Linked DNA regions of Homo sapiens: region 1 is linked to region 2. A link is a loop called in an ENCODE intact Hi-C map of the cell type or tissue named here. Cell type or tissue: heart right ventricle. All regions are shown on one strand. Links, peaks and the distances in the headings refer to the core of each region. The heading gives the core; the rest is flanking DNA.

Evidence for each region. A loop is a pair of places that touch in the nucleus more often than their neighbours do. Peaks named below come from ENCODE experiments on the same cell type or tissue, not always from the same donor. Only the 100,000 strongest peaks of a DNase experiment are listed, where the experiment ranks them.
Region 1: a loop joins it to region 2, with 10 times the contacts of the local background. A loop is called at or near these places in 66 of 110 quality-filtered maps.

What each region holds. Positions count from the first base shown.
Region 1 is chr7:30,554,823-30,567,927 of GRCh38, forward strand. It overlaps GARS1-DT (GARS1 divergent transcript), which reads right to left. Exons shown (of 7, transcript NR_038889.1): 4 at 8,909-9,176; 5 at 6,644-7,306. Among named protein-coding and RNA genes, the nearest start is that of GARS1-DT, 16 kb to the right of the region's middle. RefSeq lists an enhancer at 9,757-9,806. In heart right ventricle, for the core only: a CTCF peak has its summit at 9,660 (motif pointing left); a DNase peak (open chromatin) is centred at 9,639; H3K27ac peaks cover 747 bases.
Region 2 is chr7:30,157,294-30,173,420 of GRCh38, forward strand. It overlaps MTURN (maturin, neural progenitor differentiation regulator homolog), which reads left to right. Exons shown (of 3, transcript NM_152793.3): 3 at 145-5,469. The coding sequence ends at 255. It also overlaps the pseudogene RPS27P16. Among named protein-coding and RNA genes, the nearest start is that of MTURN, 30 kb to the left of the region's middle. RefSeq lists silencers at 2,499-2,558, 6,156-6,215 and enhancers at 11,268-12,093, 11,416-12,615. In heart right ventricle, for the core only: a CTCF peak has its summit at 7,374 (motif pointing right); a DNase peak (open chromatin) is centred at 6,427; H3K27ac peaks cover 1,554 bases.

The DNA.
Region 1 (13,105 bases), core at 4,716-12,715, 400 kb after region 2:
TCCTTGGGTTCTCTGCTTCAGCCCTAGACCTAGTGCCTGCCCCTATATCCACGATTCCTGTTTTTTCTTTGTTTGTTTGTTTGTTTGTTGTTTTTGAGATGGAATCTCACTCTATTGCCCAGGCTGGGGTGCAGTGGCACGATCTCGGCTCACTCCAACCTCCACCTCTCAGGTTCAAGCGATTTTCCTGCCTCAGCCTCCAGAGTAGCTGGGATCACAGGCATGTGCCACCACACCCAGCTCATTTTTGTATTTTTAGTAGAGACAGGGTTTCACCATGTTGGCCAGGCTGGCCTGTATTTTTTTTTTTTTTGTGGTAAAACATACATAACATTTATCATTTTAACCACTTTTAAGTGTACAATTCAGTGACATTAGATACATTCACAATGTTTTGCAGCCATCACCACTATCTATTTCCAAAACTTTTCTATCAGTCCAAGGTGAAACTCTATACCCATTGTAATAGTCTGTTCTCACGCTGCTATAAAGATACTACCTGAGACTGGGTAATTTATGAAGAAAAGAGGTTTGATTGATTCACAATTCTGTGTGCCTGGGGAAGCCTTGGGAAACACTCTCATGGTGGAAGGTGAAGGTAAGCAAGGCAGATCTCTTCACAAAGTGGCAGGAGAGAGAGAAAAAGAGAGACAGAAGGGAGCCACATACTTTTAAACCATCGAATCTCATGAGAACTCACTCACTATCACAAGAATCACCTCCATGATCCAATCATCTCCCACCAGGTCCCTCCCTTGACATGGGATTACAATTTGAGATGAGATTTGGGTGGGGACCCAGAGCCAAACCGTATCACCCATTAAACAATAACTTCCCATTCTCCCCTTCCTCCAGCTCCTGAAAACCTCCATTCCGCTTTCTGTCTTTATGGATTGACTATTCATGGTACATTGTATAAGTGGCACCATATAATATTTGCCCTTTTGAGTCTGGCTTATTTCATTTTGCATAATGTCTTCAAGGTTTATCCATGGGGTAGCATGTATCAGAATTTCATTCCATTTTATGGCAGAATAACATTTCATTTTGTTTATCCATTCACCTGTTTCTGTAACCTTTAGACTTCTTTTTATCCCTTAGTGGCTAACCCTCTATTATTAGTTCATGATTATTTATATTACACTTTCCCTGTTGACATTGTATAGCTCCTCTCTCCTGCCTGATACATCTGTCTTAGGAAACTGCCTTTCCATCCTTGTGACTGATGGGGCCAATCATGGAACCTCATTTCCCTCACCATATATTGTATTGGCCCATCACTCTGATAATAGTGCTGTGTGCCAGGGTAGGTACACAACCAACCAAAAGCAATCCCATGCCTTCCCCAGGATGGAAAGATGAGTACTGGGAAAAGGCTTTTCACTGGGATTGCCACACTGGGGTTCTTGAGGCCACATTCTTAGATACGTTTAGGGGCTCATCTTGTGGTGGGAGAAATTGAGGCCAACAGGCAAAGAGCAATACAGATGAAAGTGAAAAATGGAGAGGTTTCTCATATACCTGGAGAAAGTGCAGCACGAGAAGAAGGTTAAAATTTAAGGAAGTGAGAGCACAAATAAGAGAGTGAGAAAGAGCAGCTGGATGTACAGAGGACACATCAGGAGATAGCGGATCATGATACCATGAAAATCAGACTGTCAAGGCAGCATTTTCTAAAAGAAGGGATGAGTAAAAGTAGGCTGGAAAATGCCACTGGCTTGGGCACTAGGTTGTGGTTGACCTTGGTGACAGCAGAGGCAGCAGAGGCCCGGCATGGCCTGGCCTCGGTGCCTCTCCATGGCCATCTCCGGCACCCTGGAGATGCCATCCTCTGGCCATACTTGCCATTTCACGGAGCTGCCACAGCTCTCAAGCTTCTCCATTTTCCTTGACCCATCCCAGTTTGTCCTCTTGACCAACTCTGACTGATTCTCCAAAATTCAGCTCAACCTTAGGTCTCCAGGTCAGTTTCTCCCAAAGAGGAGGAGATGCTCCCCACCCAGCCCTTTGTGTGTCCCTTCCTTTGATGACGTGTGATTACACTGTTTACTGTAAATGTCTGCCTCCTCCTCCAGTCTATGAGCTCCTTAAAAACAAGGACTTAGCCTTTTGCATCTTTGTATTCCAAGCACTCAGCCCAGGGCCTGGCTCTGAAATGAGCTCAGTGCATATTAATGGATCAATGCCTGGAGGGACACACCCGCTGATCTGATCCTTTTTTAGAAAAACACGATCTGGTTGCCATGGCGCTGAAAGAGCGCTTTCTATACCTGCTGTTTTCAGGATGAGCAAATCACTTTCAGCTGACCACACTGTGGCATCTGGCCAGCAGGATCTGCAGAATCCAGCAGGATGGATGCTGAGCCAACTCTGAGATGGAAGAGACACTTTTCCTCCTTCCGAGCAGGTAAACTATTGAGTAACATCAAAGAATTTCATTTTTTCTACCCCTGGAAGATTTAAAGGGCTCCTCTTTTGTCAATATCCCCCTAGCTCTCCTGCCAGTTTTCTCTCACCTCCTGTACAGTTTTTCTGTCTCCTTATCTGCTGCTACTCTAAGACAGGGCTTTAGCCTATAGGCCAAATCTGGCCCACCACCTGTTTTTGCAAATAAAGTTTTATTGGAAGACAGCCATACCCATTTGTTTACATATTGTCTATGGCTGCTTATACTCTACAATGGTAGAGCTGTGGCAGAGATTGCATGCCTGCAAAACTGAACATATTTACTATCTGGCCCCTTGCAAAAAATAAAAAGTTTTCTGACGGTATACTAGAGAATGAGCTTCAGCTGATAAGAGATGATAAGGAAATAGTGCAACTCAAAAATGGGACAAGGGAAATAGAGAAAAACGGAATATGCCCCTAGATTGTTGTATGAGCAATGGATGGGAGATGAAGAATACTGCAGTATTTATAAACCAGATAGTAAAAGCTTAAACAAGAAAATAAGAGTAAGAGCCAAGGGAGGCTGAGGTGAGAGGATTGCTTGTGCGCTGGATCGCCTGACTGAGACCATCCTGGGCAACACAGGGAGACACCATTTCTACAAAAAATACAAAAAAATTAGCTTGTTGTGGTGGCACATGACTGTAGTCCCAGCTACTCAGGTGGCTGAGGTGGGAGGACTTACTGAGCCCAGGAGGCCAAGGCTTTGATGAGCCAGGATCATGCCATTATACTCCAGCCTGGGCAAAGAGCAAGACCCTGTCTTAAAAAAAAAATTAAGAGCATTTTAAAAAGTGTACATATAAAATAACCACTGGAATAAAATTACAAACCTTTATAAATATAATTTTTAAAGTAAAAAAAAATACATTGCATGGCAATACAATTGCCATGCAGATACATGCAATACAATTGCATAGCAGATACAATACATGATCAATATAAAGTAATGTGGCAGAATGGAGACCCAATATATCAGTTGTATCAGTAAATATGAGAGGACTCATAAAAAGAAAACATTTTTAATTTGACTCATCCTCATCAGCCTTCTTGGCTAGAACTCCCCATTCTCTCTTGAACCCATCCAGTCAGGCTCCAGTTCTCACCACCCCCACAGAAACAACTCTTATCAAGATAACCAATGGCTTTCAAAGTTTCTATTGCTCTCTTCCCAGTCCTTATTTTTCCAAGTCTCGCAGCAGCAGTTGACAAAGGTGATCCTGTTCTCCCCATCAAAAACTGTTTCTTTACTAATTTCTGGGATAGCACCTCTCCTGGTACAGGGGAAGGAAGGAAGACTTCCTTCCCAGAGACTTCTCAGAGTTTTTTACTGGATTCTTCTCCTCTTCCTGATCTAATCGAAGGTTGGATTCTCCCAGGTCTCCTTCCATGGACCTCTTCTCTTTCCTCTCTTCACTTTTTCTCATAGTATCTTCCATCATTCCCTTGGCTTTCATGGACAGGGTGATGATCTCCAGATTTGTATCCCAGACCCTGAGGTCTTCCCTGAGCTTTAGACTCACAGACCCAACTGTCTACTCAGCTTGGCATCAGCATCCATCCTGCTGGATTCTGCAGATCCTGCTGCCCAGATGCCACAGTGTGGTCTGTTTGGGTACAGACTAGCCATCTCAAACCTAATGTATTCAAAGCTAAATTACTGATTTGTCGTTCCTGGTTTGTTTCCTCTACAGTCTTCCCCATCTCAGGAAGCAGCAGCACCATTCACCTCGTTGCTTGGTTGAACAGGGGGAGTCTTCCTTGACCCCTCTCTCTCAGATAATTTCTCAGTAAGTCCTGTTGGCTCTGGCCTAGCACAGTGGCTCAGGCCTGTAATTCCAATGCTTTGGAAGGCCAGGGCAGGCAGAAGGCTTGAGCCCAGAAGTTCAAGACCAGCCTGGGTAACATGGTGAGACCCATATCTCCATAAATACAAAAATTAGCTGGGTGTGGTGGCATGCACCCATAGTCCCAGCTGCTTGGGAGGCTGAGAGGTGGGAGGATACCTTGATCCAGGAGGTCAAGGCTGCAGTGAGCCATGATTGCACCAGTGCACTACAGCCTGGGCAACAAGCGAGACCCAGTCTAAAAAAAAAAGTCCTGTTAGCTCTAACTTGATCACTCTCTAATCTGCCCCACCAAGATCTCTGAGGGCCGAGCCACCCTCCTGTCTGGTCTGGGCTACTCCTGTAGCCTCCTAACTGGCTGCCCCTCACCTCTACTTCTGCCCCCTGCTTTTTTCCTCCACACTTCAGCCAACGGGATGATTCTAAAATGCGGGTCAGATCACACCACCCCTCCTCAAAACCCTCCAACTGCTTCCCATCCACACTTACAGGAAAATCTAAAGAACTCAATGTGACTTACACAGCCCTGTATGTTCTGGCCCCTGCCTCTCTCTCCAGCCTCATTTACTACTTTTCCCTCTCCTTCACCACATTCCAGAGGCCCTGGCTTCTTTCCTGTTTCCAGGACACGCCAAACACAGTCCTGCCTCAGGGCAGTTTGCTGTCTGGAAGAGCCTTGCCCAGGCCTCAGTAAGGTTCTATGCTCACTGCATTCAGCTCTCTGCTCTTCTGAGGGGTCCTCATGACAATCACAAACAAAACAGCACCGCTTCACTCGCTGCACTCAAACATTGCTTCACGTTTCCATAGTGCTCATCACCGCTTGCCAGTACATTGTATTAAATAGTTCTGAGTTTTTTTTTTTTTTTTCTTTTGAGATGGAGTCTCACTCTGTTGCCCAGGCTGGAGTGCAGCGGTGCAATCTCGGCTCACTGCTACTTCTGCCTCCCGGGTTCAAGCAATTCTCCAGCCTCAGCCTCCCGAGTAGTTGGGACTATAGGCAACCGCCACCATGCCCAGCTAATTTTTTGTATTTTTAGTAGAGACGGGGTTTCACCATGTTAGCCAGGATGGTCTCAATCTCCTGACCTCAAGATCTTCCTGCCTCGGCCTCCCAAAGTGCTGGGATTACAGGTGTGAGCCACCACACCCGGCCCAGGGTTGTTTTTGAGATGGGATCTGTCACTCAGGTTGAAGTCCAGTGTCACAACCTCAGCTCACTGCAACCTCTGCCTCCCAGGCTCAAGAGATCCTTCCACCTCAGCCTCCCAAGTTGCTGAGACCACAGGCATGTGCTACCACACCTGGTTAATTTTTTATGTTTTTGTTAGAGATGGGATTGTTGCCCAGGCTGGTCTTGAACTCCTGAGCTCAGGTGATCCACCTGCCTTGACCTCCCAAAGTGCTGGGATTACAGGTGTGAGCCACCATGCCCAGCCTAAACACTTTCATTTGTCTTTCTCTCCTCTAAAATATAAACTCCCTAAAGTGATGACTTTGTCTTACTCACTACTCTATTCTCAATATGTGGCACAGTGCCTGAAAAATAGCATGCGCTCAATAAATAATTGTTGAATGAATGAATGAATGGAGACATGGTCCTATTTTGGCCTGTGATTCAATGTTTCCAAATTCCTGACAGATTTTAATCTTTGGGAATTAGGAATGAGAAACCAAAATGTATAGGCAGTCCAGGGAATTTCTGAACTCCTAAGTTAGGTACAGGTTGCCTCATATATGTTCATTTCTTTAAAAAATGAAACTATTTTGTCTGCTTTACAAAGAACTGTAGGCAGCCAGGAATCGTGGCTCACACCTGTAACCCCAGCACTGTGTGTGGGAGGCCGAGACAGGCTGATCACCTGAGGTCAGGAGTTCAAGACCAGCCTGGCCAATATGATGAAACCACGTCTCTACCAAAAATACAAAAATTAGCTGGGCGTGGTAGCACGTGCCTGTAATCCCAGCTTCTAGGGAGGCCGAGGCAGGAGAACTGCTTGAACCTGGGAGGGGGAGGTTGCAGTGAGCCAAGATCACGCCACTGCACTCTAGCCTAGGCAACAGAGCAAGACTCCATCTCAAATAAACAAACAAACAACTGTAGGCTATAGTAAAGATGCCAACAGTGGAAAATGCCAGTGAACATTATCAGATTGTATTAGAATAACAACATTGGGATCTTCTAGCAAGATTAACTACTACATGGAATTATGTGTCAAAGTTGCCAATTTAAGGACTTATTTTGCCTTCAAAACTTGTTATTTCTGGAACATCACTCATAGGATTTGTATAAAGTATAATGTGCATACAGACTTATTAGTATTTATTTGATTTGCCAGAAAACTCACTGTTAGAAGCAGTCATGCCAGGAACACACTCATAACGTGCAGCAGCTACAGGCCAGGCTGGCTGATGAGAGGCTGAAAGCGTCTCCTCTGTGCCCTTCCGGGAGTGGTTCCCAGAAATGTCGGTCTTAGCCTCTGACCCAGTGTCAGCGTGCTGTTCTCTTGCTCCTCCCCGATGTCAGTGGATTCATTTTTATCAAAAATGTCTTGATGTTTATTGTTAAGCTTGAATTCCCACACAATTTTAGCACTTCCCCCATTTTCTTGGTGTCTCAAGTGATTTTTCTTGGGACTCAGAGTTCAGAGAAACATGCATTTCCAGAAAAAAGCTGGGAAGGGACTCTTGCATGGGAACACTGTCTAAAAGCACTTTCACCTTGGTTTCTGGAAACAGGCACATTGCAAGCTACAGTTTAGGACCTGATGCCACTTTGAAGGTGTGTCAGCTGGACACAGAAAACGAGGTTACGGAAACAATGGTCCCAGCACAGCTCACTCTCCACCACGCTGCGCTCTCTCTCCTTAGTCTTGTGGGGCTGGAGGCACAGTGGCTTAGAAGTGGGGTGACCTGGTTGTGATCAAAAGGCTCCTCCCTCTGTTCACCATCCATGGAAAATGTGCCTCATCTTGCACCACACACCAGTGGAAAAGGGAATTTTAGGAAAACTAGGACAAACAAAAGTTGAATAGTTAGAGCAGAGCCTCTAGTATGGGAAGAACAGTGCTTAAAAATTACAGAAATTGCAAAGTATAAAATAAATAGAACACACTATATGAAATGTAAAACTCTCATGCATCGTTTTCTAAAGAACAGTATCAAAAAGCAAACAATATGACTTCCTTGTTAGAAAACAATTTGGAAAAATGGGTCTTTTTTGCATTTTTGATACAATTTGCTTCAGTAATGCCACTGATCGCAATTTATTCTAAGGACGTGATTCTAAATGCACAAAAGGAGATTTATACATATGGATGTTGATTCAACTCTTCCCTCTCTCCACCCAGAGCAACCAGGCATGAGCTCATCCTCAAAGCTGGGCACACGGGGCCACTGTCCCAGGATGCTGGGTGCTTGGCCCTGTAAAGGATGAGGAAAGGAACAGCTTTTCATTGCAGACAGTGGGGTCCGATAAGGCTGTTCTGGCCACTAGATGGTGGTTGTGTTTATCGAAGACTACTGGATGCCTGCCAAATATCTGTGTTAGTCCATTTTCACACTGCTATAAAGAAATACCCAAGACTGGGTCACTTATAAAAGAAAGAGGTTTCATTGACTCACAGTTCCGCATGGCTGGGGAGGCCTCCGGAAACTTACAATTATAAGGTCATGCTTTGGCAGGAGAAAGAGAAGCAAGTACCTTCTTCACAAGGAAGCAGGAAAGAGAGAGGGTGCACAAAGGGGAAAGAGCCCCTTATAAAACCATCAGATCTCGTGAGAAACCCCTCACTATTATGAGAACAGCATGGGGCAAACCACCCCCATGATCCAATCACCTCCCACCAAGCCCCTCCCTTGACATGTGGGGATTACAATTGAGATATTGAGCTTGGAACGCAGGAGGCGATGCTTCTGCCCTCTTGACTCTGGTTAGAATGTGCATCAGGTGAATCCTGTTTAGTCCTGGTTGCTGAACCACAGAGGGAGTTGAACATACTGGAGCTTATCCAGGCAATATGACCGTCAGGAAACTGCATCACTGAGGAAGTTCTGAGGGAGTTGGAACTAGACAGTTTAAAGCGACGGCCGGACAAGCTAGTGTCTCCTAGGAGCCAATGGCTAAGGGCAGAGGGAGCAGAGGGGTTCTGTATGGCCCTGGAGTGCAGAGCAAGTATCGGTGAACCGAAGTTACAGGGAGGCAGATGTTTGTCTAAGACAAAGAATCTTCTCGGGGTCAGAGCTGTCCGTGTGGACCGGAAGCCTGGGGAGGGAGTGAACAGCACAACCTGAGAGAAGTTTGAGAGGAGGCTGAGGAGTTCCTCTGCTCCCCCAGGAAGTGTGGAGCAGAAACCACATCTCAGATGCCCGCAGGAGCCAGGTGAGTCATCAGGAGGAGTGGTACAGCTACAGGCACACACATTAGAAATTAAAACCAACAGCAGCATCAATAAATACTGTGCAGTCCAAGCAAAACCTGCTGTGGAGGTGGGATTCAGTGACGCCCAAACTCTGCCGTGGAAAGTGGACGGGGGAGTGTATTGGTTTCTTGGGGCTGCCGTAAGAAACAACCACAACTGGGGGGCCTAAACCACAGAAACTCACCGACTCACCGTTCTGGAGGCTGGAAGACCAAGATCAAAGTGTTGGCCGAGCCATGCTCCTGCTGAAGCCGCTGGGGGAGGCTCCGTGTAGTTTCTGGGAGCCCCAGGCATTTGTGGCGTGTGGCAGCATCTCTCCGATCTCTGCCTCCATCTTCACACGGCGGTCTCTGCTCTGTGTGTGTCCAGATTTCCCTCTTCTTAATAAGGACGCTTGTCCCACTGGGTTCAGAGTCCACCCTACTCCAGCATGAGCTCATCTTCATTTAATTAAATGCATCTGCAATGACCTTTCCTGAATTAGGTCATACCCTGGGGTGACTTTCTCTTTTTGGGGGACACAATTCAGTTCCTAACAGGGAGTCTGAAGTCCACCCTGCTGGACACTTGTCAGCCTGGAACAACACCTCGCTTTGGAGGGGCTTTTGGCTTATGCGTGGGTTTTTGCCTGTCTCATATTCCTTGCTTGAGTAAGCTTCCTCCTTCCCACCAAACTGCGAGGTCCCAGCACCATTTAGTGGCTGAACCACCTTCTCTCTGCAGAAGAGGAATAGGGCATCTGGGATGCCGTAAGTAAGAGCTGAGAGGGGCTTGGAGGACCTCTCTGAGGTCCCTCTCCGGGGGCGGGACCTCTTCTGCTTGGAACCCTCTGGCTCAGAGGCAGGCACTGAAGGCTTCTGGAGGCAGAACCTGTGCATAGCTCCCACACAGCCCTGGCCTTGCTCAGCTGTTGATTTGTGGGTAGCTGCTGCCCTCTGCTGGACAGAGTGAAACGTGCTCTCCTTCCATTTCCTAGGACTCTTGTCTCCCTATCACAAGTTCCATTTCCTTCCTAGGACTCTTGTCTCCCTATCACCAGTTCCATTTCCTTCCTAGGACTCCTGTCTCCCTATCACAAGTTCACAAACTCACAGAGCAGAAAAGGGCCAGAAGGTCGGCAGGCCCAGCCCCATTATTCAGAGGCGGATACTGAGGCCAGAGAGGGGAAAGGCCTTGTTTAAGGTCACACAGATAGTTAGAGTAGGAGCTGGGACTAGAAATGGGTGGCCCTCCCTCAGCAGGGTCTGGAGGTGTGGGGTCCTGGAGGAGAAAGAGAAGGCACCTTACTCCTAGTAGAGACACCAGAAGGCTGGTGGGCAGTGTAACCAGGACCACCAGGTCAGCCCACCCACGTAGGAAAATCCCCTATCAGGCTGTGTGAGTGATCCCAGCTTTGCCTAACTCCACAATCCTAAAAAGTCACCTATAAACAGAATCTTTGTCAGTCAGATTATTTTCCCCTCTACCACCTTCTGTGTCCCAGATGCAGTTTTTGTGGCTGTTACCAATTTCATCATACAAGGCCCAGGGAGAGTATAGTAGGGCAAGCGCATTGCTCTAACAAATAGACCCCAAATGTATAATAACTCAAAGAAAAGGGAAGTTTACTTTTTGCTCGTTAATAGTTCAGTGAGCCTAGCAGAAAAGGGAGGGGAATGGCCGGGCGCCGTAGCTAAAGCCTGTAATCCCAGCACTTTGGGAGGCCGAGGCAGGTGGATCATGAAGTCAGGAAATCGAGACCATCCTGGCTAACACGGTGAAACCTCGTCTCTACTAAAAATACAAAAAATTAGCTGGACATGGTGGCAGGCCCCTATAGTCCGGGCTACTCGGGAGGCTGAGGCAGGAGAATGGCGTGAACCCGGGAGGCGGGGCTTGCAGTGAGCCGAGATCGCGCCACTGCACTCCAGCCCCGGTGAAAAAAACAAGATTGTCTCCAGTGGCCCTTCCTCACTTGGGTACCACTGAGTCTCTGATAAATGACTTAGTTATCAGATTTGGTTTCTAAATTTGGTGGATGTGGAGACAGAGCTGTGATCATCTTTGGTGCCCTATTAATTCCAGACTCTTTAAGTAGATAGCATATGAGAGCAGAGTTCACCTTTTCCACCCAAAGAATGTTACACCTCTCCAGGATGGTGCCGCAGGAACCTCCACTCTGTCTAAATACTGAGACATCCTCTGGCTGAGCCTGATCAGAATATGAAATTGAGGCAGGAAAAAAGTTTGGACCTGAAATTTTCTTTTTATCTTGAAATGGCAAGTGAATTTAGTCTTTGAGCTTTCATTTCCTACTGGGAATTTCATAATGGTACATTGTTTCTATTACACTGTAGGGCATCTTATTGTTGGCATTTTATTATTGGGGTATCTTAATTTGTCATTTAATCTCCCTTTGGAACATGGGATGAGCTCTCTCAGACCATGTTGTTCCTGGTCCAAGCCGAGGGTCAGGCTGCTGATTCTCGCGGCCCAATAACAAGATGCAGTTGAACTGGGAAGGAAGGAAGTTTATTTTTGTAACCGGGTACAGGGAGAAGGCCTGGAATATATCACCAGACTAACTCAAAATTACAAAGCTTTCCAGGGTTTATATACCTTCTAAGCCATATGTCTACATGTAAGTGTGCATTCATCTAAAGACGTAAGTGATTAACTTCTTCTAATCCATAACTAAGGTGTGAAGACCTTCTTCTGGAGCCTCAGTAAATGTATTGAATCTAGATGGGTCCAAGTGCTGGGGTGATTACCCTTATCACATCTCCTGCTAAATCACGGAGGTTTGAGGAGTTCATTTAGACCTCCAATAAAACTTGTGTCTTCAGACCCCCAGTAAAAACTTTTCTTTTCTTTTTTTTTTTTTTTGAGATGGAGTCTCACTCTGTTGCCCAGGCTGAAGTGCAGTGGTGTGATCCCAGGTCACTGCAACCTCCGCTTTCTGGGTTCAAGCGATTCTCCTGCCCCAGCCTCCTGAGTAGTTGGGACTACAGGCTCCCGCCACCATGCTTGGCTCATTTTGGTACTTTTAGTAGAGACAGAGTTTCACCATGTTGGCCAGGAGGCTGGTCTCAAACTCCTGACCTCAGGTGATCTGCCTGCCTCAGCCTCCCAAAGTGCTGAGATTATAGGTGTGAGCCACCGTACCCAGCCAATAAAAACTTACTTAATCCTAAATGGGTCTGGTTAAGAATTCCTTCCTCCTCTTGTCATGGTTCAAGGCACAGGAAAGACTTAGGCAAAAACTTGTGGTGGGCTTTTGTTCTATTCCAGCCTTTGTATAAGGTTACTGGCTCTTTCAACTTTTAATATTTAACTTAACCACTCAGTCAGCGCTGAAACAGTTGTTACAGAGGCCTGCCTGTTCAGCTGCTAGAGAGACCTAGGATGCCACAGTGTGGATGGGTAGAATTTGGGATGGGAAGTAGACTAAGGAGGGAATTTTCAGCCAAGGGTACAGTGTCCTTGGAGAGAATTTGATGTATACATTTTAACTGTTCCAGCCTCAACTGATGCTTGGTTCATCTCCCAGGACTCTGCTTTCCCCACAGTCCTCTCCAATGGGTGATCCTTCATCCCTGGGCTGCTCTAGACCACAACCTCTGTGTCTTGGGTAAAACCTTGCTCCACTGAAGTTCTTGGCACTTCCAGTCTAGTCAGTGCCCACCATCTGCCAACCTCCTACTGTCTGCCTTCATCAGTGAAGACCGTAATCATAGGCTCTCAGCTTCCTTCCCACTCAGAAGCCTCCCGTGACCCTGGATGACATCAACACATTCCCATGAAGGGCCGTACTAACACCCAAGCCTACCCTATTGCTTCAGTCTCTTGACCTACAATCATCCCCATCTCCACCCACATTAATGACAATTCTCATGGCAAATAATGACAATTTGTCATTATTCAGAAATGTACCGTTTCTGAGATATAGGTTTATTATCCCTAATCTGAAAATCTGAAATTTGAAATGCTCTAAAATCCAAAACCTTTTGAGCACCATTGTGATGCTCAAAGGAAACAATCATTGGAGAATTTTGGATTTCACGTTTTCAGATTAGGGGTGCTGAACCTGTATAATGCAAATATTCCAAAATCTGAAAACATCTGAAATCTGAAACACTTCTGGTCCCAAGCATTTTGGATAAGAAATATGCAACCAGTATTACCTTCAACATCCCACTCTCTCTAACTGTAAACTTCCATCCTTCTAGCTCTCTAATTTACTTATTTCTTCACTTCTCCTTGTAAATGTTAAAGGAAAATAAATCTTGGGACCTCAAAGTCACTAAGCCAAAGGGAAAAGTCAATCTGGAAACTGCACGCAAACCTGCCTCTCATTATATTCCTAAACAAGATAGCTAGACAGAACTCAAAGTCATCCCTCTGCTCACG
Region 2 (16,127 bases), core at 3,423-11,422:
AAATCATTGTAGGGGTGGTTGACGGGGAAGTCTGCAGCTGCTGGGTTAAGTACTCTTTAATGTGGATCCGATGCCTTTGGTTGTCTTCCTGCCTGTGGGCCATTTGGCGCTCACAGCTGCTTTTCTCTTGTTCTCTCCCTGTAGTTACTGGGGCTTCCGGATGCAGATGACGATGCGTTTGAAGAGTACAGTGCTGACGTGGAAGAAGAGGAGCCAGAGGCGGACCACCCCCAGATGGGGGTCAGCCAGCAGTAAATCTGGGGGCTCCCCTGAGAAGGAGAGTGAGCCCCACAGTAACCTAGGTGGGGTCACTGCCCCTCCTGGGTTAGCATTTTGCATTAGCACTTCGAAATAGGACATCTGGCTCCCAGCATCCAAATTAAAATGAAATACCTTTTTAACGACCACAAAATATCTGTGATGAGCTTTGCTCAGAAGTGACCTGAATTTCACTCCCGCTTCAGTGGGGTTTCTATGGAGTTGTCTTGGTAGCCTTTGCCATTTTGAATTTAGAGTCCATTTTGTGGCTGACTATTCTCTTAAGTTTATGTTGGAGAATTAACATTCGCTGACTCGAATGTAGAGAACTCTGAATGTATTAAGGATAGGTTTTGAGTCCTCACAGGTGACCTTACTGAGGGAAAGCATGGCAGAGAAGAAATGCAGTCTGCACTTTTTATGTACTTTTTAAGTGTCCGTAAGTGAAAGGTTTTGCTTATAAAGCATGAATTTTAATATCTAGTCATTAAACTGCACAAGTGCAAATACAAGGGCAGGAAAGGATAATCACTTAGCTTTGGACTAAGAGGGTAAGAGAGGCCCAGAAGCCTTTAAGTGTTTTGCCATTACTGAGTTACCTGGGTATGTAGCGACTGGTTCGTGGTTAGGTGTAAATGTTACTTGCTTGTTCGACTGTTTCAAAACATGCTAATTCCAAAGCCACTTTTGAAGTCTATAGTGGAAAATATAGATGGGGTGAAAGATATAATGTATTGATTTTTAAAGCTGTTTATAAGCCGTCCCACGTATAAAATGAAACATTTTACCTTCTCTCTTTCTAATGAGATGGCCGCTTGTTAAATCATGAAAACATCCAGAATTCAAGTGCCGCTTAAACTTTGAAGCCATAGATAAATTTGTTAGAAAAGTAAACCAGGATTAAAAGTTTTTAAAAATATGGTAGAATCCTTCTTTACTTTTTAAGTCTTTTATTTAAAAAAAAAAAGTCAAAAAAAGGATTCCATTGTGTAATTTATTTAAAAATTTAATCACATGTTTCGAGGGACTTAATTGTGGTGTATTTGTAAAGGGACACGAAGGTAGGAATCTTTTAATCGTGGGTTAGCTTGGTTAACAGGGAACGTTTTAATAATCAAGATACTCAGACAACTCACAGAAACAACTTCTGTAATAACTGGAAATACTGCTGTTATCGTTTAGCCAACAATTACTTACTGGGGACATCCTTTGTAATGCTAACATGGAATTATTCCTGGACCCTTCTGCATCCCTGGTTTTAGTTAACCTAGGATGCGGAATGCCTCCTTTACAACACTAGATTAAACCTAGCATCTGGGGTGGGTACGTTTAAACAGTCACACATGTGCCTGTTAGGTTGTGAAAGTTTTGAATTAAAAACAAGCAGTAGCAGCAGAGGCCACAGAACTTATGGGAGTCTTGTATATCTTCCAGGCATGTCGGTGTAAACCTGATTGTCTCGACATTTTCTGTTTAATTGATTGGTGCTGTGAGGAGTTCGGCTGCTCGTGGTAAAACAGCGTACTCCAGTTTTAAGTCATCGGGTAAAATAATAGGACAGTGATTTCCATCTGTGCTTCAGTACCCACTTTGTGTTCTTTTCTTGAAAAGTCATACTAAAGGTTAATTTCAAGTAAAATGAATTTCCTTCCAAGTAGCCTATTAGTAAAACACAACTTAGTGTTTCATCCATTGGGGTGAGCATATACTGCCCTTTGCAGCCCTGCCTGTGTTCTGATTGGCTCCATTCATGAGCAAAGGTGATTGTGAGCTGTATATTACACAGGTGTCGCCCAGGTTTCGTAACCTCCACTTTAATGCAGTAAGCCGCAAGAATGACTTCTGCAAGTGAAATGAGGAAGCTTCACTAGCTTGCTCCATTGGAAGGTAAACTGAAATTTTATACGTTGAAGCTTAAAATCTAAATTTATGTATGTTTGGAAATGGAATGGACATTAACATAAAATGTATTTTATCAAAAAAGTGTTTAGACTTTGACCAAATACATGTTGGTATTATCATGTTAATGTTCTCTGTTTATAAAAATTGAGTGGAGATAGATAGACTCGGCCATTCTGTGGGCTGATGAGAATTCTGGGCTTTGTTTTGCACCAGGGGTAGGAAACAGAGAACATGTCTGTATGTTACTTAATCTCCATAGCAAAATCCCAAACAGCATTAGCAGATCGAATTGTTTCTTCTAAGACTTCCTTTTTCTGAATGTGTGCACATCCCTTCTCGTGCTCACACACTTGCCCACACACTCACTTCTTCCTGCGCTGTGGCTGCTCTAAGCAGGGCTGTGCATGGTGCAAAGCTGCAGTCAGTGAGCCTGGCAGCCTGTGGTTTCTGTTATGGAAATGGTTCCATGGTGAAACACATCCCTGACCCTTCACAGACTTACACATTTACTCACCAGGAGGTGGCAGCGGTGTGGGAGGAGGAGTGTTGACCTTGGACGCAGGAGAGACACCTGGGTTCTAGTTCAAGTCGGCCAAGGACTGTGTGACCTTGACAAGTCTAACTGGTCTGTGAACAAGGGGCATTTGCCCTTCCAGCTGTAAACACTGCCCTTCTGTGCCTGCCTTATGTGTGTGTGTGAGTAAGGAGCAACAGTCAAGGAAACTTTTAGGGATTCGAGAAGAAAATACATGTGGGATCTTGCCAAGGTGCTGCCTTTAGGATGCTGACCCCTGCACTACCTTAGAACATGTTGATCTGTGAGTGCCCAAGCCCCTGAGGGCTCGATCTCATGGGGCAGATGAAATTCTCTTCCTTAGAGGAAAGGGAAAGGTGAGGCCCCAGAGGACTTATCTCAGCTGTACATGCTCTGCCTGTGGAGACATGGCTTTTCTTTGTGCTGTGGCAGACTGGGGCTTTGGAAGTGGTGTATGTTTAACTTACCTGAGAGTGAGAGATGTGTAGGAAGAATAGCTGGAAGAAAGTGAAAGATGAGTGCCAGTACTTTTGGCCTGTTATCCAGTAGAGAGAAAGTGACAGTGAAAGTAACGTGAGAGAGAAAGAGTGTGTGTGTATATGTGAGAGAGAGAAAGAAAGAGAAAGGAATGCTTGATTGCTTGTTGTTCACTGGGCCAGCTCTGAAATCCAAAATCATGCCTTGATAACATTACAAAACCGTGATCCTGGGTTTGAGTGAATCCTAGAGACATTGTTCTTATGGCCGCCTGGTTTCCGCAGCCTGATCACCATATCGAGCAGACGTCAAGGAATCAGAGTGAAGTACGGAGCCAGGGAGGGAGGTGAGGCCCCGTGTAGTGCCTGTCACCACTGTGGATTCACCTGCACTCAGGTGTCCACTCCTGTCTCCCAGGCCCAAAGCAGCACATGGTGCAATGGAAAAGTCTCTTATGTAGGGATCCTCCTTGTGTCCTGGTGCCAGAATTAGATTTCCAGTGTACTTCAACGAAAACCTCTCTCCTTTATAGTTGCTGTCATCTTTCATGTATAAACAGAAACCGTCTCTAGCACAATATATTTCTGAATATTGTTTCTGTTTCATAAGAGCACAATGTACATGGACCTAGGGGAGCTGTGGTCCCAAGTGTCATTGGAATTTATATTTTAGGAATAGGCTTTGCATGTTAAAATTCACAAGTTGGGAAACTGGTATGAACAGATCTGATTTCTTACAGAGAGGCATGAAGGAATAGGCAGGACTTAACTTGGGGTGGGAGGAGATGAATAAGGGAGAATGGGAGAGTTGGGGTCTGACAGTTACCACCTGAGCCCCAGGAAAACTGTTTTCATTTTCACGGCTGTCTCACTGGGGGCCTGCTTTCCTCAAAGGAACTGACTGTATGTTGAGAGGCAATGCCTTGTGTTGGCATGGCTTTGCCACTTTAAAAGTGCCCCCCAGCCAAGGAGACCAACAGGAACCCTGCTCATCTGGTAGGGCTCTTTCCTTCAGTAAAACCAGCTGCCAGCCTGAGAAGCCTGTCTTTCCCAAATGCAGGCAGATCTGAGAGGGGCTCCAGGCACCCGGCAGGTAAATCACAAAGCAAACTTGGGTGTCCTTGGCAGCGGGGAGGAAGCAGGAGTGCCCCCTCAGGCCAGAGGGCAGGGCCAACCTCCTCACTGTGCTTCAAGGTTGTAGAAAGAGCACAATTAATGCTTAAGCGATCACAGACCCCTCTCCCCTGCAGTGGGTGTTAGCTCCAAAGAGATGCCATTGCTGATCACCCAGTCTTCGGAGAAGCCTAAAATTTCTTTGAATTAAAAACTGATCCTTTTTCATAAAGACCCAGTCACTTCTCCCAGTTTAGTGATAACAGGTATGACACAAGAAGCTGAAGTCTTTTAGATTTTATAGAGAGTAATTCTGAAACCTGCCAGAATGCTGGTAGCCTGTGGTGTCCATGGCAATGGGTGTCCATGGTAAAATATCTATAGCTTCTGCTCACTGGGCAAATATAAAAGACAACATATTATTTAACATAATATGTTGTCTTTTATATTTTTATTTAAATCTGGATTACGAAAATATAGTACCCATGAGCATTTCATGTTAGAAACCCCATTTAAAGCACTATAAGGCTGAATAGGCACAAGCGATTAAAAGTAGATGCCAGGCCACATAAAAATAAATGTTTTAATTTACTTAGAGCTGTATTCAAGTTGTTTGATACCAGACAGAAAGCTGACAGTCTGTTCTTTGTAAACTGCCTTTCCCTGTTTTTCTGTTTTGTTTTGTTTCTCAAGTTTCATTTTTTACTAAGCCCCTTCTGACACCTAGGCAGATAAAGATAAGAGTAGTGCGCAGTACAAATGTCAGCTCTGAAGAGGAGGAAGTAAATCTTCAATGCTAGGGCAGATCTTCACTATCCGTGATCCAGTCTTAATTTGAGCATGAGAGCAAAATTTAGTCATCTACACAAGAAGCAAAAGCAAGGAATAGTTGTTGGGTTTTTGTTTTTTGGTTGTTGTTTTTTTTTTTTTTTAGGCAAGAAGTGTTGCCGGTAGGGTATGTGTGCTTTCTTTGCCTTCCTATTTCCTTTCAAAGAAATCTCTTGTAAATTACAAAACTGTGAATTGGGTTGCCAAAAACTGTTGCCCTTCGTTAGATGCTTCAAACAGTGTAAATCCTATACTGCACCCTGTCCACCTCTGCTCCCTCCTCCCTCCCCTGAGAGTGAGGACCTCATCCGACCATGTAATTACCATTCGCTTGCTATTAAAGAGCCTTTCAAACTCTGGTGGTGTTTGCCTCTTTTTTTCTGCCTCCACAATGTTTGGTCCCAAAGGACACCTAATGTGGCTTATAAATGAAGAGCAAAGAGTAAAGGACCGGCAGCTCGCTGTGTGGTTGCTGTTTGTGAGGAGGCTGGGGGAAGAGAGGGAGGAGCTGGTAACATGAAACACTGCCATTGTTCAAAGATTAATCATTTCTGTGTGATGCATTCATATGTCTATTGTGATGCTATAACTGGTAGTTAGTAATTTTCTACTTCTTTGAACCAATACTTTAGTTTTGTGTTTGAGAACCCTATTTTTTCTAGCCTACTTAGGAATTCTTTTTGGCATTAATTAGAAATCTGTATTCTGTGGTCATTCTATGACATGACACCATGTCTCCACCACCTTCCTCCCGGTTATTTATTCACCAAACATGGCATTTAAATAACTCATCTGGAAGTTGATGGTAAGTTCTGTTATTTGATTAAGAGCCAGTTTCTTTCTCCAAATGAATGGGTCTCCATAGAGAGACCCATTAGATTCGATTAGATTTGAGTTTTGCTTTACAGGCACAGCATAAAGGCTTGTGTGTATGTTAGATAGTGTGTGGTCCTTTGTTTTCGATGTGGCTGTTAGAGATTGTACTCAAGTGGTGAGCTCTGTGTCAGCAGTCCCAACCCTGCTCGTGGTGCAGCAGCGGGGGCAGGCGAAGTCTTACTTATGGACTTCCTTTGTTACAGTTATTGTATCCGTCTCACAGATAGAGTTTATAAAATGCAGGTTGGCCCCTTTAAGTGCGGGCACTGGTGTTAAAAATACCCACATTTCCCCCGTGTAATCATTCTGAAATCAGTGGCTGAGGGCAAGAGGTTCTAGCCCAGACTCCTCCTGGGCTGACTGTGGCCCTAGGCATGTCCCCTCCCCACCCCACCGACTTCCGGCTTTGTTTCCTCATCTGTAAAAATAAAGAGTGGGAGACTTGTCCCCGAGTTCCCTTTGGGCACTAGCCCTGACTTGTCTAGGGGAGTCAGGAGTCGGTAGAGAGGACATGAAGCACAGTTGTAATGGAAACACTCACAGAACCAGGGTGGGGCGGCCAGGATTGGCAAAACTGTCCTGGGATTCTGAAGCTCTTTCCCCTAGGATCCCTTTTAGAATTGAAGACGCCAGTTGATATCGTGGCTGTGTGTTAGCCCAAATGCTTATGTCCCTGCGTGTTTTCTCCTGCCTTTCCACACCTTCCTTCCCTTCGTGAAAGTAATAAGGAGTCAGAACTACAACAAAGTAAAATTGGGGTGTTCAGCTTAGGGATGTAATCAACAGTCTCACTCCCTTTAGAAATGAGCCTCGTTTCCATAGTGAAGTTGGGCCGAGTGGGATCCTCCATTGTCATAGAGTTCTTTGTGTACAGGTTTGGGTTGAAGGACAACAAAATAAACAGAACCAGACCCACCACCCAGCATTTGGACGCCACGCCGGGGCTGGACAAAGTGGACTTGCTGTCCGTGTACCTGAGTGTCAGGGTGGTTTTGCCCTGTGCCCTGCCAAATCAGAGTGAATGAACATTCCTGTCTCTGTTTAGCAGACTTGGCCCTTTGGAAACTCAAGAAATGCATCCTGAAAAAGCTGGCACTGTGCTTTCCTCTTAGGACCACAATAGGCAAAAAAAAAAAAAACAAAAAACTGAAGTACTTTCCCTATCTCTAACCCTCCTTTTTTCCTTTTTGGAGTAAACAATGGCATTTGTAATGATCTGGGCAAGTTTTAATTAGGCAGTCAAGGAACAAGGTAGGCATTTTTTTAGGGATCATTTAAAGTAACATATTTTATCCTTATTTTGTTGGGAAATAGGGCAACAATGTACAGTGTAAAAACCAGCAGTAAAATTAAGTTGGCCCTTTCGGATGCTTTTTAATTAGAAGCCTCTAGAGGTCAGCACCACATAAAGAAAGGGCTTTTGAGTTCAGGGTGATCATGATGCCCATCTCCTTGTGGAGCTTTTGGAAAGGAGGGTTGGTGAATGTCCAGGCTGGGGAAAGAGAAGTGAAGAGCCGCCTTCTTTATACATAAACCCTAACATTTGACTGGGTTGTTTTTTTCCCTGCTCACCCATCTTTGCAGCTCCCACACCCCTGCGTCACACACTGTCAGTTCGATAAACATGACTTATTGACCGGTCGATGAAGTGTGCCATTTAGCTCATGCTGAGAAGGGCTGGGGAAATGCCGAAGATGAGATGGAAGGCACATTGCATTTTGCTTGGAGCAAGGTGGGAGGATGCTGGGTGTTCCAAGGCCTTTCAAAATATTTGTTAGCCCGTAGCCTGTTAAACTCTGCAACTTCCAGTGGAACATCAGGGAACACAGGTTTCTACCTAGAATCCATATCTGGCTCCCTGAAGCCTGCACAGATCAGGGGTGGGCTGGGGGAGGATTTGAGCATCTTCAGGAGGTCTGGCCAGAACTGAGATAGTTGGGAGCCCCTAAAAACTTGCAGACATACCTGTGGATCCCCGAAGTACAAGACCCAAGAGCACTGTGCAGTGATGGCCACAGGCTTCATAGACCACCGGAATTCAAGTCCAAAACGACAGGCAGCCTTGGGAGGCCACAGAGGCTCCTGGTGTTGCCCCGGGGTTTCATTTTGGCCCAACAAGGAACAGGAAGGGGAAACAATACAAAGGCTTTCCTCCCTTCTCTTTCCCTTGCCCCTTCTGTTCAGGGTTTACTGTTCCTGTCTACTAAGGAAGGCTTGACCCATAACACAAATAGTATTGACAATTACTCTGCTGGGTGATTAGATGAGCCTTGGACCCTGAGGTTCTTTCACTCACTGAGAAGATACATTGGTGGAAAGGACAACAAATATGTCACAGGCACGATGGAAGCCCAGTCTTAACATCTTAGCACTTAGTGGCATAACAGCGATTTCACTAGTACTATTAGATTTCAAAATGCTGAGTTTGGATCCTCGTGAGTATGGGCTGTATTCTTTGCAAGTATGGAACAGTCTGATTCTGATGACTTTTCAGTTGTTTTGTCATGAAGCCAACAGTGCTGAGTAAATATGCCCCACCTGTGTGTGCTATTACATATAAAAATTTTTTTGTAACAAACTTTTATGTAGTCCTTGCTAAGTGCCACACACTGTACTAAGTTTCTTTTAACTCATTTAATCCCTCCAACAATCCTACAAGGTAGATATTATGGTTGATATTCTCTTTTTACAGATGAGGAAACTGAGGCACAGAGAATCTAAGTAACTCTCACAAGATCACACAGCTAGTAAGTGCCAGAGCTGGGATTTGGACCCAGGCAGTTTGGTTTCAGAACTCTTAACTACTCTGCTGAATAATGAATGTCGTGGGTGTTGGTCTTACATTTACTGAAATCTATGATTTTTTTTCACACCACAGCACAGAGGCCCTGCCTGCCCGTATACTTCACGCAGTGCATGCTGCTAATATCCATGGTTGCCTGGGAACAGATGGAGTGAAGAGAGCATTTCCCTAGCTATTTGCCTTGCCTGTGGGCAGGTTGGCCGCGCAGGGTGGTTTAGGATAATAGCAGACACATTTTTTTTCTGGTATCCATGTACTTACAAAGATTTTTGAAAGTGACTGGAAGAACCGGGGCGACAAGTTTATAAAACAGGATCCTCAGATGGGGGCAGGGCTGGGGAAACAACCAATTGGCTTTCCATTCTGTACCCTTCTTTCTAGACCTTGTTCCCTGAGGAGCTCTTTACAAGGGTGTTACAGACTCCTCTAAGTGTCTCCCTCCTCATAGCGAAAGGGCTTTTACTCAGAGTTACCTTGAAGCAACCAGCAGCAGAAATGCATTGTCTAGTCAAGAGGAGGCCTGGGAGCAAGAAGAAAGCTCTCTTCGTCTGCTGATGTGTGGTAACATGCCATTGAGTCACCATCCCACACCAAGGGTTCCAGTCTGTGGCCCTACCCCTCAGCCATCCAAATACATTTCTAGCCTGCCTTCCTGCTCCACGCAGAGGCAGCGTGCACAAACACCCTCAATACCACCGCCACTGCTGGATGACTGTCGTGCTATTGTGCAGAAGGAATAAGTGCAAATCTGAGACCCCATTTCAAAGGCAAACACAATTCACTTTTGAGCTCATCGGGTTGTTTGGATCATCTCTGCCACGATTTTCTCCATTCCTATGGGAAAGAAAAGCTGGCCAGATCAGTATCCCATAAGAAATGCAGGCACTCCAAATCTGCTGTTCTTGCTTCTAAGATTCTGAGTGCTATCACATGGTTCCCGAATGACAGGCTCCAGGTCCTGCCATGGGAGAGTGGGCTTGCTGGTGAGTGGCTACAGGGAGAAGGTGCTAAACCTCAGGAGCAGCACTTTTGTGTTTTCCAAATGATGCACGGATGAGAGAAAGGAACGCAGGAAAGGTGAGTCAAAAACAAACCTTTGGAAATACAAAAATAAGGAGCATAGAGCTGCACAGGTTTGAAAAGAGGAGGAGGCAGTGTCATGTGTAAATGCATGTTGGGTTTCTGGATCTGATGCGTGCCTTCCTGCATGACTTTGGTCATTTAGATGTTTAGTTTCTTCTACTCAGGAATGTTAGGGGGCATTTTGAGCCTGGGGCTACAAGAGGCTAAAAAAAACTACAAACTGTTGTGCAGAATCAACTTTGGAATGGATCTGGAAAGTCAGAATTTAAAAATTTTACTTCAGTATTCCCTAAAGTCAGAAATGTAAATCCAGTAACGGGAAAGGACATGAAATGTACAGTCCCCCCTCAAGTCTCACTCTGGGTGATGCCACTCTGGGTGGATGCTTTCACCTCATCAGATGCATCTGGGAGAGCTGGCCCGGGTCTGTCTGTCCCACCGGACCCCACGCTCCCCCCCTTCTCTCCTCTCCCACCTTGCCTGATGTGGAGCACTTTGTAATAAAGAGGTTCATTCCCTGAATTTAATATGGGGTGTCATCAAGGCCTTTACTAGACAAGAAGCATGTCCTCTCCTTCCCAGCAGCGATGACCTCCCCACAAGAACATGCCTCTCGCCGAGGTCTTCATCCCTCTCCAGAAAAGGAGACCCAAGCAGCAGCACCCAGGGCAGAGCCTCCGTTCCTACTTCATGGATGTGAAATACCCAGGATGCTACAAAATCACCATGGTCTTCAGTCACAAACGTGTGTTGGCCGCGCCACCATCCTCTCTCTGCCAGCGCACAGGAGGAAAAGCAAGACCCACAGAAGGACGTTCCTGTAGGAGGAAGCAGCACAGAAAGCACTCTAAGGGAAGAAGAATGAGATACCATCCCCATACACACATTCTGGGAAATACAAAACATGCCCTTCATATTTCCAAGTGGCCTTAGTTTTCAAACTGTACTCAGAGAAAAATCCCCATCTGAAAAATGACTCTTGTTGAGCCCGCATTGTTTGCCAGCTGGCTTTCCATGGCAGCTCTGGCTGGAGAGAACCCTGGATGCTTAAGCAGTCCTTTTCCTTCCTCCTGTTAGGATGATGTGTGGGAGAGTGAGGAAGAGGGAGTCAAAAAAGGGAAAGGGATGAATGAAGTCATCTCAACGCACATGGATTGTTTCTTTGGTGTTTTGTGGAGATTTCACTCCAGGGGCCTCGGGCAAACCAGTTTACTTGGGTAGAAGCATACGTTGCTCACCTGGCCAAGTTTTCTCAGTGGAAGATGGCTTAGCCATTCTTTGCCACGCTTACTTTTGGTCCTGTATATGTAAAGTTGACCAAAACCCTCACAAGGGCCATGATCCGATCTGCTTTCTCCCATCGTCTGCTACTCTCCTGCCTATCTCGCATCCCCAGGCTAAAACTGGTGGTTTGGCTGAGGAGTGGGTTATGCTTCATGGTACAGCTAAAGTTATCCTGATCTCTCTTGATATCCCCTTCCTTCAAAGACTCTGTTTCCGACCCTGGCCAGCTCCCAAATAGCTCCTGTAATTGGTTACAAGCAAGGCTAAGTGAGATAGTGATTTGATTCTGGAAGCACAAACCAGTGCCTCCCTGGTGGGTAGGAAGCATCTTCTCCATGTTCACCTCACAAGCTTTTGAAAAAAACCTGTCATTCAGAAGCAAGCCAAAACTGTCATCTCGCTCGATGCTAATGAACTCATCAAATCCATTCGCAGGGTTTCGGCTCTTCAGAACTCTGGCCAAGCCTTTGCTTAGCACATGAAAGAATATTCCCTGGGGTGCTTTTCAAACCCTAATTTGACCCCATACCTCTAAACTGTGGAAGAACACAGACACAATTGGCCACATGCTCTTGAAAAATTCAATCTGAAAGCTAGTGTTGGTGACTACAGACAGGATTTTGATAAAAGTAAAACACCGAGCCGGGTATGCTGCTTGCCGCTAGGAGTTTGTCTCCCTGGAGGACAGTCCTGCCTGCCCACTGCTGAGGAAGAGCATTCCATATGTGGAGTGGACAGGGAAGCTCCTGGGAAATACAGTGACCTTGGCCTCTTAATCCATCAACAAAATAATGGCACTTTTATGAGAACTCTAGAAATAGAACTTTTCATCCGGCACCATCTTATGGTACGCTTTGGAGCAGTGATGTCACCAAGGAGACAGAAACTAGGGAATTCATCCTCTTGGGCCGGGTGACTAATCCTGTTTCCCAACCTCAGAACATTTGCTGATATCATCCATCTTCCCGAAACCACACCAGCCTGGGGGTAAGAAGAGAGTGACATCAACTCACAAATTCACATTTCTGTGACTGTAACGCGTACTTTGGGGATTCCCAGCCCTTCTCGTATTCCTCCCAAATATTCCGGGAGGTGGTCCTAGGGGGCTGACTCGTGTGCTTCCCAAGTTCATCTTCTGTGGCACCGGGTGTTCTCCCTGGCTTTAGTGCACAGCCTCTCTTCTGATGCTGCAGAACCCCATAATGGCAGTGGGTTTGCCAGAGCCCACAGAGGGGCACAAGGTCACCCACCAGAGGAGCCCACTTTCCTGCCACTACCCACCAGTGTTTACCCTGAGGCTGCCAGCATGAGGCAGTGAGGACCTGGGTGTGTGGTCCAGGGTGCTGTTGCCAGTGACCACAGAGAGTGCCACACCAATGAGCAATGAGTGATGCCCCAGTGACAGCTCTCTCCATTTTTATTCATCTTTCATTCCAGCCACTCACCGAAGGGGCATGAGTCCAAACAGTTGGACATTGCTCTGAGTAACAGAGCCAGAATCTCCTTTTCATCCAGCCTTGCCATTGTCACCCATGAACCCAGTTTGTGAGCTTGACATGTTTTTCTTAGGATGAGCTCTGCCCACTGAGGCTCCTTGGGTCCTCCTGTAAGGAAGCTCCTGGCAGATCCAACCTCCTGACATACCAATATGTCCAGAAACAACATTAGCTGGGTCTTGCCATCCCCCTGAAATAGGGTGGGTAATTCCTTTGGGTGGCCCTAAGGTGCTGAGTGGAGGGGATTTAGCCAGGGCAGAGGAATGCTAAAGTCCCGAAAGTCTCCCTTCCCACACAGAAGTACTTTGGTGAGGAGGCTGTGGGTGAGGTGACTCTCTACACCTATGAAAGCTCTTTTGCTTAGGGTTGACCATTAAAAAGTGATTTCTTGACCCTCAGGGTAACAAAAGCCTGGCCCACCAATCAAGCCAGCAAGTTTCAAACTTTAAGGCTCCTAAGAATCACCTGGTGGTGGGGCCAGAGCGGAGGGTTGGTGCTGTGAAACATGCAGATTCTTGGGCTGCGCTCCAGAATCTGGAGACAGAATCTGGACACAGGAAGCTGCAAGTTTACAAATACTCCAGGTTTACAGTTTACAAATATGTCAGGCCGTCCTCATGTAGGTGGTTCATGGACCACACTTTAAGAAACTCTGGGTTGAGCCGGCCTCCAGGCTCACCATGTCATTCACTATGTCTACAGGGAGCCAAGATTCATCACAACGTGACTGGGTGCCAGGAGCTGGGCAAAATTCCTTCCTGATCCTAACACATCTCATTCTATAAAAATAAAATCCTTGTACAGATGCCACAGTGATCTCCATTAACATCTCAAAACTTGGGGAAAAAAAAGTCTCTCTTCTAAGCTCACATGGTGACAGAGCTGGGGGCAGCTAGTTGTGCCTGACTCCAAAGCATGGTCTCTCATCATAGGATGTCACATTGCTTCTGTGACATTTAGGGGATATGAATGAGCAGAGGCCAAGTTGTATTTGGCTGCATGCTTGATTGCGTAGAAAAATGACGACACTACCCTTGGTACATCTATTGGCCCCAACAGGAAGGAGATGAAAGTATTGCAAAGGGAACAGTGAGCCTAGACTGAATCAGAGGACTCCCAGAAATTCGCTGCACTCTCATGATATAATTATGCCATCAGGTTGGCCAGTTGAGGATTACACTTCAGAAGAAGGCAGATGTCATTATCTAAATAGGCCATTCTGTACTCATTTCTTTGTTTGCTTGTTTCTTGTCAGTCCATCCACTGGATCATAAACCTAATGAAGGCAAAGCTCTGTTTGTCCTGTTCTTCACAGAATCCCCAGTGTTTAGCACAGTCCTGGCCTTCTAGAAACCTTTGTCGAATGAATGAATGCATGGGTCATGGGGAGATGAAAGGCAGTGTTACTCTTTCTCTGGGGGGACATGGGAAGGCTGCTTCACTCTCAGATCAGTGCACTCTCATTCATGTGTTGAGTGGCAGGTGCTGGAAGTCAGAGCATCTGAAATGCAAGCTCCTGTGCCCCTTCCCTGGACCTCAGGTCTCCAACATTGGGGCATGTGGTTGGTAAGTCTCTGAGATTCTCAGGTATATCAGGGAATAGGAACTGGAGGGGGTGGATGGTACAGGTCTCTGTGCCCCCACCCCATGATCCCTAGATGACCATCCAGAAAGTGTCATCAGCCAATTGGAAAGTCATGAAGCAGACACAGCCCTAGACTATTCTAGTGGGAAGGCAAGAACATGTGCTGTGTCCCCGCCTGCTTTCCAACCTAAGGTAGAGGCTGTCCCAGGCACAAGAGCACTTTCAGGTCACTGGTGTAGCTTTTCCAAGGCTGCCTGCCTCTGCACCATCTCTGGGAAGATTCCGAAACTGCCCCATTCCAGTGGGGTGGCCTAGGGGCAGAAAAATGCTCCATGTGCCTCCCAGGCAGAGGTGGGAGCTTGGGGTGGCATTTCTTTAATGAAGTCACCTAGGTTTTCACATCTAGAACTGTGGACATCCAGGCTCCTGCTCACTGCTCTGAGTCACCGGAAGCCTGGAATGATGAGGCTTTTTTTCAAACACTATCTAAGAATCTTTGATGAATCCTCATCATCTGCCATCAGGCACCACGATTTCATGATCCCCAAAGGAGTAGGGCAGGTTCCTGAAGATCTCCCGGGGTCGGTCCACTGGCGCTGGGCCACTGACTCCATGGAAGTGGTTGGTGCAGCTGGCCTTCGAGACTCTGTGCCTTCAGAACCTCATATAGTCTGGCTGTGTCCCCCACCCAAAATTTCATCTTGAATTGTAATTCCCATAATCCCCATAATCCTTAAGTGCCAAGGGCGAGACCAGGGGGAGGTAATTGGATCATGGGGGCGGCCCCCCTGTGCAGTTCTCATGATAAGTGAGTCTCATGAGATCTGATGGTTTTATAAGCATCTGGCATTTCCACTGCTGGCACTCACTCTGTCCTGCTGCCCTGTGAAGAAGGTGCCTGCCTTTCCTTTGCCTTCTGCCATGGTTGTTAAGTTTCCTGAGGCCTCCCCAGTAAGTGGAACTGTGAGCCAATTAAATCTCTTTCCTTCATACATTACCCAGTCTCAGGTATTTATTCATAGCAGTGAGAACTGACTAATACAAAACCCTATTTGTTTTTCGCTTCCATCTGCTTTCCTTTTCCAGTTACTTCATTCTAATTGGTGTTCCTTTCCTACTTCTGGGTTCGTACCTCCCTTCTCATTACTGCTGTGACACATTCTCCCTCTACTGACTGGCAGGCCTGCCCTTCTCCCTGGTGACTGTTCAGGCAGGCCTTAGTGACCACGTGTGTTCACCCTAACCATAGACTTGACCCTTCTGCTTCAAACCCCATTGGAAATTGGCATTTCCTTGCTATTCTGAAAGATGGGAATGGGAATTTGGATTTGAGAGAACTGTAATAGAGCTCTGACACCTTCCTAGAGTCTGGGTGGCAGACTGGGTTCTGACTGGGACCAGATTCCACTTGTCCTTCCTCCTGGCAGGGTGTGTGTTAACTTCAGGGAGCCCAAGTCATTGTAACTCGTGTGCACAGACAACTAGAATCTGTGCCCAAGATGGGTCAGTGAGTCTCGAGTGATGATTCAAATTCATTTTCTTGCCAGGCAAACAAAATCTCTGACTTGCCTGGACTCCCTGTGAAGCTAGCTGCAGCTGCCAGTGCTGGTCTGTGGTGGCCCCAGGCTATGGGATTTGAACAGCTGCCTGCTAACAGCACCACCTCCTCTCCCGGATTTATCTTGCACCATTGCGCCCACAGCTGGGCCTGTGCAGAATGTACAGCATGATGCTGATGCTGTTCAGGCTGCCAGCCCATTGGAAGCACAGCAAATGACTTCTATTTATAGAGAAGGCATTCCTGGGCCACACACAGCACTCTTGGCCTGCTGAGAAGTCGGCCAAGTCCCTGACAGACACCAAGGGGCAAGACTGCAAGCCTCCTCTG